Linked DNA regions of Homo sapiens: region 1 is linked to region 2. Evidence: chromatin loops called from intact Hi-C (ENCODE). Cell type or tissue: heart left ventricle. All regions are shown on one strand.

Region 1 (8,000 bases), 140 kb after region 2:
GAGTGTGAGGAACGTTAATCCATTGCAGCCCCAGGCTGGGGGCACTTTCCCTGGGGAAGTACAGGGGCCAAGAAGTGGAACCCCAAAAACAGGAGACAAGCCTCTCACCCCACTTGGCTCTGCAGTGGCAAAATCGGATACGATTACTTGTTGTCACTTCGTTGGTATTCCGGTTTAGAATGAGCCTATAGAAAAACACACACACACACTGAAGATAATCAGGGTCACTGAATTGAATGTGATTTTTGGTGAGATTGAAATTGTGCAAGTCCAGGCCTATCAGTGGCAAGTAGGAGGAGGAGGTGAGAAGTGGAGGGAAGGGAGAGGATGCTGACGGTCTACTTTGCACAGGGAGGTTGAGAGGCAGATGACATTGGATCACAGAGGAACACGTGCTTTACCATATTGTTTAAAGTTGCAGAGAAAATCAACTCAGGGGAGAACCAAATGTAATTATAAAAGTGTCCAGTATTTGGAGAAAGCAATGAAAAATGATGTGGAGAGTGATGTCAAAGTGTTGAACTGCCATCCTTCGTATGCGAGGTGAGTCAGCAGCATCCTGAAGTGACAAAGATGATGGGCACACTCAAAGAGGTTAACGAGGCACAGAGTATTTTGAGGGGAACTCATTTCAGAGCTGTGGGCTGGGTTAAGGGCCTCTCATCCCAGCACAAGCACCACCCTTAGGTCTTAAGGGACAGGAGACGAATGTTGTTACTGGAGCTGGGCCAGGTGGGGGCCTTGGGTGAGGGGCCTCCCCTCCCCTGTTGCTTTATCGGAGCATAGCACTGCAGAAGCACAGAGGGAGGTTGGGGCAGGTGGGGCCCACTCTGGCCTAACCTACCTGCATGTTCTGCTGATGAAGCCCTTGCAGTCTGCCCCCATCTCCTGGGCACAGAGTAGGGGAGAATGAATCTAGGTTGGGTAAATGAAGAATTACCTGCATGAAAGCCAATAGACATTGTTTGAAGCTGGTGAGTCCAAAACTAGGATAATAAGCATATTATCTAGAAAAATGAAGTAACCCGTTGGAAACCTATAATCAAAGATGGTGAAAGGGCTTTTGGAGAGCAGGGCTGTGGGTAGGGTGTATGTGGGAGAGGATTGCTTTTCAAACAAAAGCTCTCTGTACTATTTGAATTATTTTTTTAATTCTTGAAGAAAACTTGTAAACCACAGGGAAAGCATACGATATCAAAAACATCTCAACTGGCTGAGAAAATGGACTTGATTTAGTAAGACGAAATTTAGCAGCAATTCATTTAAATGAATGACCTTTTTTCCAAAAAAAGGCACGTGGACAGTACAAAGAAATGACTCAGATAGGCCTCCCAGCTTCAACTCTGCCTACGGCATGGTTAAGTGATGCATTGGGGATGCCCACAGCTTTGTGATCTCCTTAAAGAACCGACCCTGCTTCCCCATTGCACGTGAAAAGCAATTCCAGAGGCTATAAGTAGAAATGATAACCTACCTTCTCCCAGTACACCATCAAGCCAATACCATTGTCAATATCCCTGCTTACTGGAGTCACCACCCAAAGTTCCAAGTTTCCCAGTCTCTTCTTAAGGCCCTTCATGGAAATCCATCTCCCATTACTCCTACTCCTCCAAACCCTTCCACCAGGTGCCCTGGAATTCACAGTCTTGTCAAAAACTTTCTCTGTGTTCTCTGACTTCTCATTAAATGTGACCTAATGTTCATGCTCTTTCAGGAGCCCTGCTTTCCCTGAGGACATTGCTCTCTCTTCAGTCCACTCAAGTGGGGACTGTTTGTTGTTGTTTGTTGTTTTTTCTCATCCTAAGTACCACTGGGATCTACCAAGGGGCAATATGCCTGGGTGAGGAGGGCTGTTCTGTCTCCGTTTCCTCTTCTTGCAAACACCCAGTTGTTTGAAATGCCCTTTATCAGATTCCATTCCTGCTTCCCGCCCCCCAGTCATTCTCCCTTGTTTCCTGGGGATACCTTGCAGCTTCGTGCTTTTCTCTCCAGCACAACGTTTGCCTTTCAGGATCCACATAAACCTTAGTCTGATTTCACAGTTCCTTGGCATGTTCGCCAGCACCGACCATTTCCTCCGTCTCATAGGCCCCCTGCGGTGGCAGCAGGCCGACCTTACTGCTGCACTGCCTCCAGTGTAGCACCATCCAGCTCCCTGACCATTTGCACCCCCACATTCTCAACACTCTCTCTGGAGCTGATTCTGACACTTCTCTAGGCTTGTTGGAATCCTCGATACTTTGACCCTATCCTGTCTCTCATGTCCACAGTTCTTTCCTCACCCCGGTTAGACTCTGAAGTCCACATGGGACCCACCCTGCAACCTCAACCTCCGCTCCTCCTTGCCCGTTAGCGACCTTGCCCTTCTCTCCTTGTGACTCGCTGTCTGAAGAAAGCCCAGCCCCGATGGAACACCATTCACCTCCTACCCTGCACTTTCACCCTCGCAGCTCAGTGTGTGCTGCCAACGTTGTGTTAAATTTATAAGCACTGGACTTATATAAACTCTGCCCAGTGGCCTGTTACATTTTCTGGTCACTTGGATCCTCTCTCTGGGAATGCTGTTGCACATCTCTTCTCTTTTTTCTCCAGACCCCTGAAGCTCTTCTCTCATCTTATTACTTTCAAAATAGAATCCACTGAGATATGGCCACTTCCTCCTTCCACCACAGAATCTATGATTCCACAGGCCTAGAAGCACAGTCCTGCTTCCGTCTCTGGCCACCTTTCCGCAGGGGCATTCAATGTCATCTCTTCTTTCTTAAGGGTCTCACTCCTCTGCCTCCTGGATCACTTGCATCAGTGCACATCTTGCACTTTAACCCCTTCCATTTTCCTCCCCAACTACCAATTCTTTTGTTCTCTATTGCAGCAAAACTTCTTTAAAAAGTCACCTAAAGTTACTGCCTCCAATTCGTCTCCCATTCTTTCTTTCTCCTTTGACTATATTTTTAAAATTGTGAAGCTTTACATACATACAAAACATGCAGAAAACAATAGTGTACATACAGCTCAATGAATTATCACAACATCAGCCCCCATGGAAGCACCGTCCAAGTCAGGACACAGGACATGTCCAGCCTCCCAGAAGCCTCTCATGCCATCTCCAAATCTTACCTTCCTTTTCCCCACACAATGGTAACAGCTATGCTAACTTTATTGTATTTGGTTTCCTTTCCTTTTCTTTTTTTTTTTTTATTTGACAGAGTCTCGCTCTGTTGCCAGGCTGGAGTGCAGTGGCGTGATCTTGGCTCACTGCAACCTCTAGGGTTCAAGTGATTCTTCTGCCTCAGCCTCCCGAGTAGCTGAGACTACAGGCTCATGCCACCACACCCAGCTAATTTTTGTATTTTTAGTATAGACAGGGTTTCACCATGTTGGCCAGGATAGTCTCAATTTCCTGACCTCGTGATCCGCCCGCCTCGGCATCCCAAATTGCTGAGATTACAGGCGTGAGCCACCTTGCCTGGCCTTCGTTTTTCTTTTTCAAGTTTCGCCTAAGGAAGAATATGGTTTTCTTTGCTTTTTGAACATTACATAAGTGGAATCATATAGTGTCTACTTATTGGAGTCTGGCTTTTCTCACTCAACTTATGTCCATAAAATTAATTCACTTTGTTGTTATCCGTAGCTGTAGTTCATTCATTTTCATTGTATCCTAATATACAAATATATTAGAATTAATTTGATCTATTCTGCCACCAATGGACATTGGATTATATCCAGTTTGGGGCAATTATAAGTAATGTTGCTATGAAAATTCTTGTGCATGTACATGTACCCTGGTGTTCAGGTACACACATTTCTGTTGGATATGTATTTACACAGATATATACACACATGCACACACTATACATTATATATACATACTATATATAATATATGTGCATACTATACATATTATGTATACACATTATATACATAATATATACAGATACTACACATACTCTATGTATAGACACATACACAATGTACATAATATACACAGACACTTATACATTATGTACACACACACACACACACACTTCACACTATGCACAAAAAAGTGGACTTGCTGCTTCATAGAGTATGCATTCGACTTTGTTAGATAATGTAAACTTTTTCCCAAAGTGCCAATTTCCATGGGCACCAGCAGTATATAAATTTCTCAATATTCTACTTCTTCCAAACACTTGGTATTTTGAGTGTTATAAATTAAGTTATTCTGTCTGGTATATAGGAGTATTTCATTGTGGTCTCTATTGGCATAGATAAAGAAATCAGATAGGATGACCTATGAGGCTGAGTATCAAAAGAAACAGGAAGGAGCTCATGGTTGATTACATGGGCCGGTAGAACTAGACTTGACATCTGTCTTAGGCATTGACTCACTTACTGACACTGGACTACTTAGTTTCTCTCCTTGATCTGTAGCTTTCTTTTATGTAATGCATGCATCACTTTCACCTTGCAGATTTATGGAGAGGATTAAAAATAATAAAGCTAGACACTGTGCCTCACCCCTGTAAATCCCCATATATATATATATATATATATTGACTGGGGAATAGTAGGTGCCCAATAAGTGGTGACTGTTTTTACCTCGTATCTTCACTTATTAGTGGTAAAGTCACCAATGGAAACAAAGCAGGCAGAGTTCCAGCAGACTGTGAGGAAGCAGCAGGAGTCTTGAGGGTTCACTGCTGAATGGTCCCCTGGGATAGCTTGTACTGTTGTGCAACAAATATTTACTCTTCCCTTCCCCAGCATGAGCCCAGTGCACTGCCTTACCCTAGTCCTCTGGGATTTGCTTTGGCTGGGGGAATGTGAGTGAACATGACCTGAGTGTATCCCAGCACAGTTTGGAATGTGCTAGATGGCTAGGTTCAGCCTCTTGCCCTCCAGCTCTCCCTCATAGGAAGAGCATGTGCAGGAAGCCACTGTTTCTCCAGCTTGGGCCATGCTCCTGGAAGCTTGGATGGCTCTTACTATGCCAGCTTGATGCCTTGACTCAGCTGTGTCTGACTTTGTCAAGAATTGTTGGAAATGATGACCATCTGAAACATCAGAATTTTATTGTGCATGGCAACAATAAAAAAAAACATGAAATAGATTTTCTTTTGGTATAAGAATAAATATGACAGTGGACAGATATTTTGATATTCAGTCCTGAAGCTGTTAGTGTTTGTTTTCTCAGAAACATGAAACAATAGGTATGAAAGGCTTTTCTGCTTGGAAAGGAGAAAATGCAGTTAAAGAAAAACAGTACCATTTTAAATCATAGTTCTCTCTATATTGATGCAGCTTGAAGGGTGAAAATAAATTTCGCAAACTGGAATCTTGAAGGATGGTAATAAGCTAGATCAGAATATAGAAATATTTGCAGAATAGTAGATATTTAGACATCATTGAGTGCAACCCTCTCATCTACATATAATAAGAAAAGGGTTAATACTAAATATGAACTATTGTTTATCTCCCTATACACCTACCCACTCATCTATTCATCCATCTGTGGTTCCAATCATTTATGTATTCAACAGCCATTCACCTACAGTCCACGTGTGCCCGACACTGTGCTAAGTGTGGAGGACACAGAGGTCAATCAGATGCAGAATTGCCTTCAGGAAGAATAGCGTCAAGCAGTGGAGATAATAACTTTACAGTAAATCCCACACAGTGCTATAGATGTTTCCTGGATGCCTCGGCAGGGCTCCATTGGGAGACTGGAACGGAGTCCACGGTGTTCCTATAAAGATGTCTAGATCTTAGGTAAAGAGACTCCGTTTTGTACTTTTTCTTCAGACCCCACAGCAGTCGGCGCTGTGGAGCACAGGGAAGTGGCAGGTGATTAAAAATACTTGGTATGGAAGCAATTAAATCTTCTCCCATGGTTATTTCATTTTAGGGACACGACCAGCTCAGCCCTGTGGCCGTCTCCACCTGGTTCCATGTCACAGCCCCTTGATACATCTGGGCAACACTTTCTGATCTGTTTCTACCCGCCAAAACCAAGCCTGGTACATTCAGCCATTCTCTCTCAATCTCTCTCTCTCCTGTTCTTTTAATTTTACCTCTACTAATGAGTGTTTGAGACAACAGTAAACTCTTCTATAGTTTATAGCAATTCAGTCTATTTCAATTCTAGCCTTAGTTTCCTCCCTCAACTACCATTCAGACTGGCATACATCTATCATCTCTATGTCATCGTGAGAATTGTATGAGTTTGTTCATGTAAAGCACTAAGAACAATGTCTGACAAATAGTGGGCTCTCAACAGTTTTTTTTTATTAGCTAGTGTATCTTTGAGTACTTTTATGAAAATTTCTGAATAACAAATTCTGAAAAATCAAATTGCTGAGTGAAAGGGTAATAAATTTGAAATACAGAAAGATATTTGCTAATTGGCAATTTTCACTCCCACTTCCATAGAATATGAAAGTCCTTATTTCACCATCGCATGTCAATAGAGTATTGTATTAATCTGTAAAATATTAAAAATCCAATGTATGAAAAATAGCATCTTATAGCTAGCTTAATTTGTATTTTATTTTTTTATTTTTTATTTTTATTTTTATTTTATTTTATTATTATTATACTTTAAGTTTTAGGGTACATGTGCACAACGTGCAGGTTTTGTTACATATGTATACATATGCCCTGTTGGTGTGCTGCACCCATTAACTCGTCATTTAGCATTAGGTATATCTCCTAATGCTATCCCTCCCCGCTCCCCCCACCCCACAACAGTCCCCGGTGTGTGATGCTCCCCTTCCTGTGAAAAGCAAGCCTGCATACCTACTAGATCTATTCATATATAGCCTATTTGTGCTTTGTTTGTGAATGACCTGTTTAGGTTCTTTGCACACTTCTCTTTTTTGTTGATTCTCTATATTCTGATTGATTTACTGTAGTTATTTGTATATTGTGTATAACAATTTAACTGTTACATATGCAAATATTTTCTTCCTGTCATGGTCTTTTGACTATTCGCTACTGATCTCACTCTTTATACTACTTCCATTTATTTTTAGGATTGGACAGGGCATCAACCATGCAGCCAAGAACATTTATAAACACTTGACCACAATATTAAGAAAATTAGTTTGAGGTTATAGAAGAACTAATGTGGCAGGAAGACTTGAAGGGCTAAAAGTCTATAGAAAGGAGAAGCACAGAAAAGTAGTTCTGACATTTGGTATCACTTTGTCTCCAGAGGCATTTTCTCATAAACAAATGGTGGCTGAGAAAGCTGAGAAGAGATGATGACAATCTTTTGAGGCTGGGGAGAAAAATGAAGTTCACAACTCAGCAAAGAGGATGGGCTCTGGTAAGTGCCTCAGCATTTAGATGAGGTCTCTGACTTACCAACATTCATGTGATACATTTGTTATGATAAACCAATATAGATGCATTATTATGAACTATAAGTCCATAGCAATATGAAGGGTCACCCCTTGTATTATATAGTCTATGGGTTTTGACAAGTGCATAATATCATGTACCTGCCATTACAATGTCACGAAAAATAGTCCCACTGCCCTGAAAATCCCCTATGTTTCACCTATTCATCCTCCTCCTTCCCTGAGTCCTTGAAAACCATAGATCTCTTTTTGTTGTTTCTATAGTTTTGCTTTTTTCTAGAATGTCATACAGTTGGAATCATACAGAATGTAGTCTTTTCAGATTGGCTTCTTATGCATAGAAATATACATTTAAGGTTCTTTCATGTCCTCTTGTGGCTTAGAGGAAAAGCTCATTTTTAAAAATTACTAAATAATATTTCATTGTATGGACATATATTAAGTTTGTTTATTCAATATCATCTATTGATATACATTTTATTTGTTTTCAATTTTTTGCAATTATGATTAAAGCTGCTATAAACATTCATGTGTAGGTTTTTTGTGGATATAACCTTCCAATTAAATTGGTAAATGCTCTGAGTACAATTGCTAGATTGTATGAGAAGACTGTTTAGCTTTGTAGGAAACTGCCAAACTGTTTTCTAATGTGGCTGT
Region 2 (8,000 bases):
GGCAGCCTGTCAGTGGATGGAAACAATTACAAATTAAAACCTGTCACTGGTGAAGAGTCCCTGCCCCCTCTCATGGCGATTAAAGTCAGCTCCCTTTGAGAGGCCTCTGTGCGGGAGTCGGGTGCCTGCCTTGCGCTCCCGTCCCCTTGGGCATCGCTGTGGAAGAGTGCTCCCCTTCCTCGGCAGGACTCCTTGCCGCACTTGCTCATTCGGTCATTCATCCATTTGTTCATTCGTTCAACAGTATTTATGGAGAGGGTAAGGACGTGCCTGGCAGTGCTCCAGGGCCTGGAGATAGAGCCACCCAAAGGCGAGAATTAGCTTGACTGGTAGTGATGAGGATTAGGTCATTTCAGAGAGCAGGGAGGGGCCGTGCCATGTCTGTGGAGACCCAGGTGCAGAAGGAGGGAGGGTGACAGGTGCAAGGCTGGAGGTGGTGAACTGTGGGATGTGGGATGGTGAGGCAAGAAGGGACGGCCAGGAAGAGTGTTCCCAGGGCAATGTGTTGGATGGATAGAGCAAGGGGAATAAAAGATTGACCAGCGGGCCAGGTGCAGTGGCTCACACCTGTAATCCCAGCACTTTGAGAGGCTGAGGTGGGCAGATCACCTGAGCTCAGGAATTCAAGACCAGCCTGACCAACATGGTGAAACTCTGTGTCTACTAAAAATACAAAAAAATTACCTGAGCATGGTGGTGGGCACCTGTAATCCCAGCTACTCAGGAGGCTGAGGCAGGAGAATCCCTTGAACCTGGGAGGCGGAGGTTGCAGTGAGCTGAGATCGCGTCATTGCACTCCAGCCTCCAGCCTGGGCAGCAAGAGCGAAACTCCGTCTCAAAAAAGAAAAAAGAAAAAAGAAAAAAGATTGACTAGGGAGTAGCACCACTGGAAGGAAAAGAGTGAAGCAGGACCAGGCAAGGGGCCCCCAGACCAGTGAGGCCTGACGAGTCTCTATCCACACTGGGAGGGTTCCAGAGCAATGGCTGCCTGTCCCAGGTCCTGCCTGTCCCGGGTCCTGCCTTTCCCGGGTCCTGCCTGTCCCGGGTCCTGCCTGTCCCGGCTCCTGCCTGTCCTGGCTCCTGCCTGATCCAGGTCTGTGCTGGGGACATGGCCAGGCCCTCAAGCCCCTGGCATATTCAGTTATTGGCCATGGATGACCCAGAGAAATATGACTGCTTTGAAAACTGAAGCGCCTGAAGGAGTTAGCATCTGAGTGCCAGGGAACACACTCCTTGTGCTGCTGAGCAGTGAGTCCTTTCTTGAAGGGGGTCTGGGTAATGCATCTCAGTATCTGCCAGAGTAAGAAGTGAGTTTTGTTGGCCCAAAAAGGAGAAGCACCCTGCCCCTACCCCTGCACTTCTAGGCCCCAGAAGGTTCTAATGATGCATCTGCCTGGTGAACCAGGAGGTCTGAGCAGGACTGCAGCTGTTGTGGGCTCTGGCTTTCCAGAGGCTGGGGTGGGACCTCAGGACCTTCACTCACTGTGGGGCCACTGCTGGAGGAGGTGGTTGGGGCTCACAGGTTGGGGCTGGGAGAGTCTTGGCTGCCATGTAGTGCTGGACAGTGGCGTTGGACGGGGAACCAGCATTCCAAGGCTCCTGTTCAGGTTGGGGGTGGGTGAGGGAACAGGTTTTTATAGGGTGAGACCGCTTGGTGTCTCCCGTGTTGAGACACTTTTGGCTGGTGTAGGTGCTACTGTGGAATTTCTGTCAATTACATTTTAAAACGATGAGAGAGAAAAGGCTTGGTTCTTATTTTAGACATGGGTGGTAGTAGTGGTGGTGGAGGAAATGGGGCACTTCACCTGTCATTATTCCTGGAACCAGTTACCTGGAGAGATGATGTAACATGTGTGATGATCAATTGGGGTGCTCAGACTGAAGGCTGGGTTAGGAGAAGAAAACTGATGACTGAAGGCAGGTGCAGGCCCTCCTATTGGCAAGGGTTGAGTAGCTCCTGTTACACACGCTGCCACAGGTGACTCTGCACACAGCATTGAAAGCAACTGTAGGGAGGCACGGGAGAGTGGCCAAAGGCAGGTGGAAACTGGAGGCGGGGCTTTGGAAGAAGGAAGGTGCTGGAGAAGGATTATCCCTTCCCTAGCTTGATGTTGGGAACAGTGTGTGTCACTGGGACATGAGAGCTGGGACAGAAAATGACCAAGGATTTTGCAGCATTCACTACAGAGGAGATGGCTTTCTCACTGGGAGTCCAGCCATCCTGACTCCCTGCTTGAAAAGAGAAATCAATTCTTGTGGGACAAAGTAGGTGCTGAGAGGGGTGAGACATTAACACTGGGGGCCCACGAAGGGACCTGGGGTGCTGAACTTGGAGGGGTGCAGGGGAGGGGAGACAGGCAGTGGCTATCTACTACTTACAGGGTCACCGTGAGTGACAGGAGTAGACTCACCACGTGGTCTTGAGGGTGAAATGGGCGCTCTCAGTTGACATTACAAGCAGACAGTTCTCAGCTCCACATAAAGAACCATTTGCTAAGAAGGAGTCTTATCCATTGAACCATTAATGGAAGGAGCTGCCCTCCTTCCATTATATGGTATACCATTAATACCATACATCCCTGGAGGAATTCAAAGAGAGACCCGCTGGCATTTTAGGGAGACTATTGGAGGCTGTATGGTTGCAGGAGGAAATAGACATTTACATACTGGAAAATCTGGGCTCTGGGGCCAGGTGGCCCTGGTTCCAGTCCCCATCCAGCTGCAGATATTTCATCCTTAAAAAAGAGGAGAAGTTTACTGTCTCAGGACATGGGTTTTTGGGCTTGGGACACATGGAGTACACCACGAGGGGCTGAGTGGAGGAGCAGCCTACAGGTTTGTAGAAACAATGCCACTGGCTCCCTGCTCTCCCCAGCTACTGCACAGCCACTGCATGGCCCTCCAAGTCTGCACTCTGGTTCCCCATCCTGCTGGTGAGAAGCAACTCTCAGGGCCTCCCTGGGATTGGTGAGGCCACACAATGAGTGCCTGGTCCAGTGAGGAGACCAGGTCTCCAGCCTCCCAGCTAGCCTGTCTGCTTCACCCAAGAGCTGCTCCTGAGGCCTGCCCGAGGGGCTGTCGCCACCCAAGGCACCGCGATGATTGGTTAAATGAAGCCCGGTGATTTGGCATGTCTTCCCCTCCTGTGTGCACATTCAGAAAGGGCAATAACCAGAAAATTGAGGCGACCGATGGTGCCTGCCGGACAGCAGAGATGAAACAGATCTGACTACACAGATAAGGAGGAGAAAATGAGCTATCAGGGCCTCCTTGCCCCTGCTTTGATCAGCAGAGACATTGTCGGGTCACAGCGAAGAAGCCCTTCTGGAATCAGACACTATTTTTAGCCCCTTTAATTGTGCTGTATTGAAATCCGCAGGCTCCCTGAACAAAGGGAGTGGGGAAGTAGATTGCCAGGACCTGGGGAGGAGGGAGGTCATGCTGTTATCACTGGAGGCTGAAAGCACCACCCTGTGCTGCTGCTCTGTGATTACCATCAAAGCTAATTAACACAGCTCCTTGAACCAGCTGTCCCAGGTGAGGCCCAGCCTGGGGGAATCATGGTGAGGCCAGTTGGGGAGGAATGGGCTCCTGTTTACTAACTGGCATCTCCCCCAGCACCACCCCTAACACTGTCAGTATGAGGGTGGGCAAAGCTGCCAGTCCCAATGGCCCCAGCTGGACTCTCCTGGCTGGGATCCTGTGCCTCTGGCTCTCCCCACGCCTTGCTCTCCTGTCCTGTCCTGGGACCAGGGATTCTAGCTATCAGCTTTAGGGCAGGTGGATGGGGCCGAGAGTGGGAGCTCACTCCAGGGAGCAGCAGCTTCTATGTGGGCGGGTCACTGGCAAACTGCCCTCTTTACTACCTTTGTTCCTCAGCTACGTCCTGAGCACCTCTTATGTGCCAAACACCTAAGACGCTGGGGATGTGCCGATTAGATGTCCTGGTGGTGGTGGGGAATAAGGCTTGGAGGGAGAGATGCATAGAGGGTGTGACCCTGATGATACGGAAGTTCCTCAGCAGGGATCCCCAGGAAGGGATGAAGTGGCTGAACCCACAGGGCTGGTCATGCACCAATTCAAGGATAAGGAAGGGCAGCCACATGAGTTGGGAGGGGGCTTTCCAGTAGAGGAAAAGTTGATGCAGAGGTACGAAATAAAGGGAGGACTTGGGGCTGGGCGCCGTGGCTCACGCCTGTAATCCCAGCACTTTGGGAGGCCGAGGCGGGCGGATCACGAGGTCAAGAGATCGAGATCATCCTGGCTAACATGGTGAAACCCTGTCTCCACTAAAAATACAAAAAATTAGCCGGGCGTGGTGGTGGGCGCCTGTAGTCCCAGCTACTCGGGAGGCTGAGGCAGGAGAATCGCGTGAACCCGGGAGGCGGAGCTTGCAGTGAGGCGAGATCGCGCCACTGCACTCCAGCCTGGGCGACAGAGCGAGAGAAAAAAAAAAAAAAAAAAAAAAGGAGGACTTGGGGTGGTTGACCACACAGAGAAGCTTCACACCAGGGGATGGGCAGTTAAGAGAGGGTGGGCAGGTTTCATGTCATCCATAGACACAGTCTTATCTGCTGTGTGACTTTTGTTAGAAATGACATGTTTGAAAATGGTCACAGGCAAGGCTCATTTACTCTGTGCGTGCATTCATTTTGAGTCCATTCATTCATGCGCTGGCGCACTCATGACCACTCTCCTATTATTTCTTCATTCTGAGGTTTATTTACCCATTCCCTTCCCTATTGACTCTTTTGTTCATCAGTTCACAATAATGACAATGTATGGAGTTCTTCCTTTCCTCCTTTCTTGGGACGCCCTTGCCCAGCGAGGACCGTGCAGAAGCGGGAACCGGGCACTGGAGGGCGCGCGCGGCACGCGCATCTCGGCTGGCACCTCCTGGCTCCGCGGGGCCGGAAAGAACCTCGAATACTCGGTCTTAAAAGGCTCCTAGTCATCCCGTTCCTTCCACTCCTCACAGCACAGATGGGGAAACTGAGGCCTGGAGAATAAGCGTGGCATACCCAGGGTCACCGGAAGAGTAATGAGCTGAACCAGAGAGGAGGAACGGGAAGCGAGACTTCTAAGCAATGCGGGGTGGCCCCCGGGCCACCGGAGGAGGCATGGTCGGGCACGTCCCCAAGTTTCGGTACCCGTGGTGGCTGTGCCAGCCGATATGAGCCCCTCCCTCTCTAGGAAGGCGCAGGACTCGGGGAAGCCTCCGCGGCCAGGCCGCCTGCCTACCCGCAGACCCCGGGCGCCGCCCGCGTTCCCTGCCCTTCACTTCCCAACCCCTGCGTGGCCCCAGGGTCCACATTCCTGGAGTTTTCCTCCCCAGTAAATAGTGCTGTCCCCCACTTAACAGCAGAGGCGCCCAGGAGTTCAGGCGATGTGTCCAAGGCCGAACAGAGGGACAGCAGTGAGCTGCTCAACCTTTCCAGCTGCGCAGCCAGGACACGGCTGGGGGCGGGTGGAGATGTGGCGCAGGGTTAGGGTCCGGGTCCCGGGAAGTAATGACCGAGGGCGGTGACCACTGTCTTCAGCTTCCCGGCGGGCTTCCCTCCAAGGGATCCCTAAGCCCGAAGGTGCCCGGCTGGGAGAGCAGAAAGTGTACTGGCACTGGGACAGACCGCTGGGGTGAGGCGGGGGCGGGGAGAGCTGGCCAAGCGCCTGGGCGGGGCTGGGGCGGGGCCTGGGCGGGGCTGGGGCGGGGCCAGGGCGGGGCCGGGGCACGAAGGGGTCTGTGAGCGACCCCTTGCCCGCTTTCCCCGCTGTACAATGGGTATAGGTGTGCTGCCCTTTCTACTCCCAATGGCTTTGTCCAGAGTGACCACACTCGGGAATTAATCGCGGCACACTCCCTGTGGTTGTCTCCGGGAAACTCGCAGGCGCCTGGGATGAAACTGGGCTGTGTGGCCCTGAAGTGAGGTCCTCAGTGTGCCTCTCAGGCTGACTGAACCCAGGGGGGAGCCGTGCCTGGCTTATGGTGGTCCCCAGTCCTGCCCTTCTCCTGGCTTCATGTTCTTACTGAGGCCACGTGCCCCATCCCCAAGACACCCACCTGCCCCATAGAGACGCCTCCTCCTGCATCCTTCTCTGCTCCTGCAGGACTCTTGGGGACTCCATCCCTCCCTCTTCCCAGCTCTGCACTGGCTAGGTGGGGCACCTTCATTCAGTGTTGTTACAACAGCCTCAGGACTTGCCTCTGTGCCTGCAGCCAGAGAGCAAAGCAGAAACCGATCTTGGCCACTCATCCTGCCTAAACCTTCTATGGCTCCCCAGTGCCTTCTGGGATCAATTAAACCCCTTAGCATGAATTGCCCCTGATCAAGTGATCAAGGCTATGACGTCTTGAAGTCTTGTTTTGTCTTTTCTTCTTTCTTTCCTTCTTCTTTCCTTCTTTTCATTTCTTTCTTCCGTTCTTTCTTTTTTCTTTTCTTTCTTTTTTTTTTTTGAGACAGGGTCTTCCTCTTCACCTAGGCTGGAGTGCAGTGAGGCAATCTCGGCTCGCTGCAACCTCCTCCCGGGTTTAAAGGATTCTTGTGCCTCAGCCTCCCTGAGTAGCTGGCCACGGTGGTCTCAAACTCCTGGTCTCAAGTGATCCACCTGCCTTGGCCTCCCAAAGTGCTGGGATTATAGGCCTGAGCCACCGTCCCTGGCTGCTCCTGATCAAGTCTTTAGTCTCAACTCTGGTCACACAGCTGCCTCCCTCTACCGCCTGTGCTACATCTGCAAAGCACTCACACAGGCACACACTTGTGTCCACACCCACACATGTGCACATGAGCAGCGCCTGCACACACAATAGACGGACACACAGGTACTCCTATAATTTGCCATGTTCTCTCCCCTACCTTTGCACTTGCCTTGAACATACCGTTCCTCTTTTTCTGTCCAATACTTTCTCAGGTTTCAGGAATCAACTAAGTCATCACTTTTTCCAGGAAGCTGCCTAGACAGCTAGTGTGTTAGGTGCTCTCCCCTGGGCTCCCCTCGTCCCTCTGGTGCAGCACTGACCTGTTTCTGGTCCCCCACAGAAGACAGGGCATGTCCTGAAGGCAGGGCAAGACATATTTCTCCTTTGTTGCCCTGCAGGAGGCCTGACACAGAGACAGCCTTCTGGAGGGTTTGTTAAAATGAATGAATGAGGAAAACCAGAGTATCCATCAAATGGAAAACTGAAGAAATGTGAGATGGTTGGATGGATACCCAGAACAAGGCTGGCTCCAGAATGTGCTGGAAGCTCACAGTGCCTACAGCAGGACAGACAAATCTTCTTCAGTGAGGACAAGCTAGCTCAGGTGGTGTCACGGCGACCCACAGACCAGTGGCTCAAAACTTGGACAGTTTATTTCTCATTTGCACTTCAGGGCATTGTGGTCAGCAGGAGCTCTGCTCATTACCGTCACTTGTGTGCAGCTGACAAAGCAGACCAAGTCCAATGCAGCCTGCCTGTGTCACAACAGAGCAGGGTTCTGGAGAGAAACTTGGCATATCCCTTCTGCTCACAGCTCACTGGACAGAGCTAGTAACATAGCCCCACCTGCCCCAACCACAAGGGGCTTGGAAGTGCCATCTGCCTTGGGCTCGGAAACGTGGCAACCTGGAAAAACGGCCAGTGGTACTAATGACAACCACTGTCCATGTGTCACCAGGGAGCCCGGAGAAAGGGGCTTTGAGAAGACCTCAAAACTATATAAGCCAGCCTCCCATAGCACTCCTGTTTTCTGTTTGCCCCCTCCCACCACACTAAGCCACCTACCATGGCCAACAGGAATACCAAGAATTATAAAGTCAGAAGAGATCTTGGGATCTAAGACAGACTGATTCTTCTAGGGTGTGTGTGCATATGTGCAGGTGTGTGTGTGCGTGTATGAGTGACCGTGTGTTAGTGTGTGGATGCAGGTGCACTGTGTGCATATGTGTGTTTGTGTGCATATGTGCATGTGCGAGTAAGTATGTGTGTTTGCTGGGAGCAGTGATGTTGTGTGTAGTGGGTCAAT

Evidence for each region. A loop is a pair of places that touch in the nucleus more often than their neighbours do. Peaks named below come from ENCODE experiments on the same cell type or tissue, not always from the same donor. Only the 100,000 strongest peaks of a DNase experiment are listed, where the experiment ranks them.
Region 1: a loop joins it to region 2, with 6 times the contacts of the local background. A loop is called at or near these places in 18 of 110 quality-filtered maps.

The regions. Positions count from the first base shown.
Region 1 is chr2:126,632,259-126,640,258 of GRCh38, reverse strand. It overlaps LOC105373602 (a long non-coding RNA gene), which reads left to right and starts at 5,904. Exons shown (of 3, transcript XR_001739693.1): 1 at 5,904-5,999; 2 at 7,196-7,309. In heart left ventricle, a CTCF peak has its summit at 5,793; a DNase peak (open chromatin) is centred at 5,802.
Region 2 is chr2:126,774,423-126,782,422 of GRCh38, reverse strand. It overlaps LOC124907882 (a long non-coding RNA gene), which reads right to left and starts at 5,612. Exons shown (of 2, transcript XR_007087224.1): 1 at 5,516-5,612; 2 at 4,700-4,999. In heart left ventricle, a CTCF peak has its summit at 4,856; DNase peaks (open chromatin) are centred at 4,882, 5,212, 5,542 and 5,896; H3K4me3 peaks cover 1,147 bases; H3K27ac peaks cover 677 bases; H3K27me3 peaks cover 1,541 bases.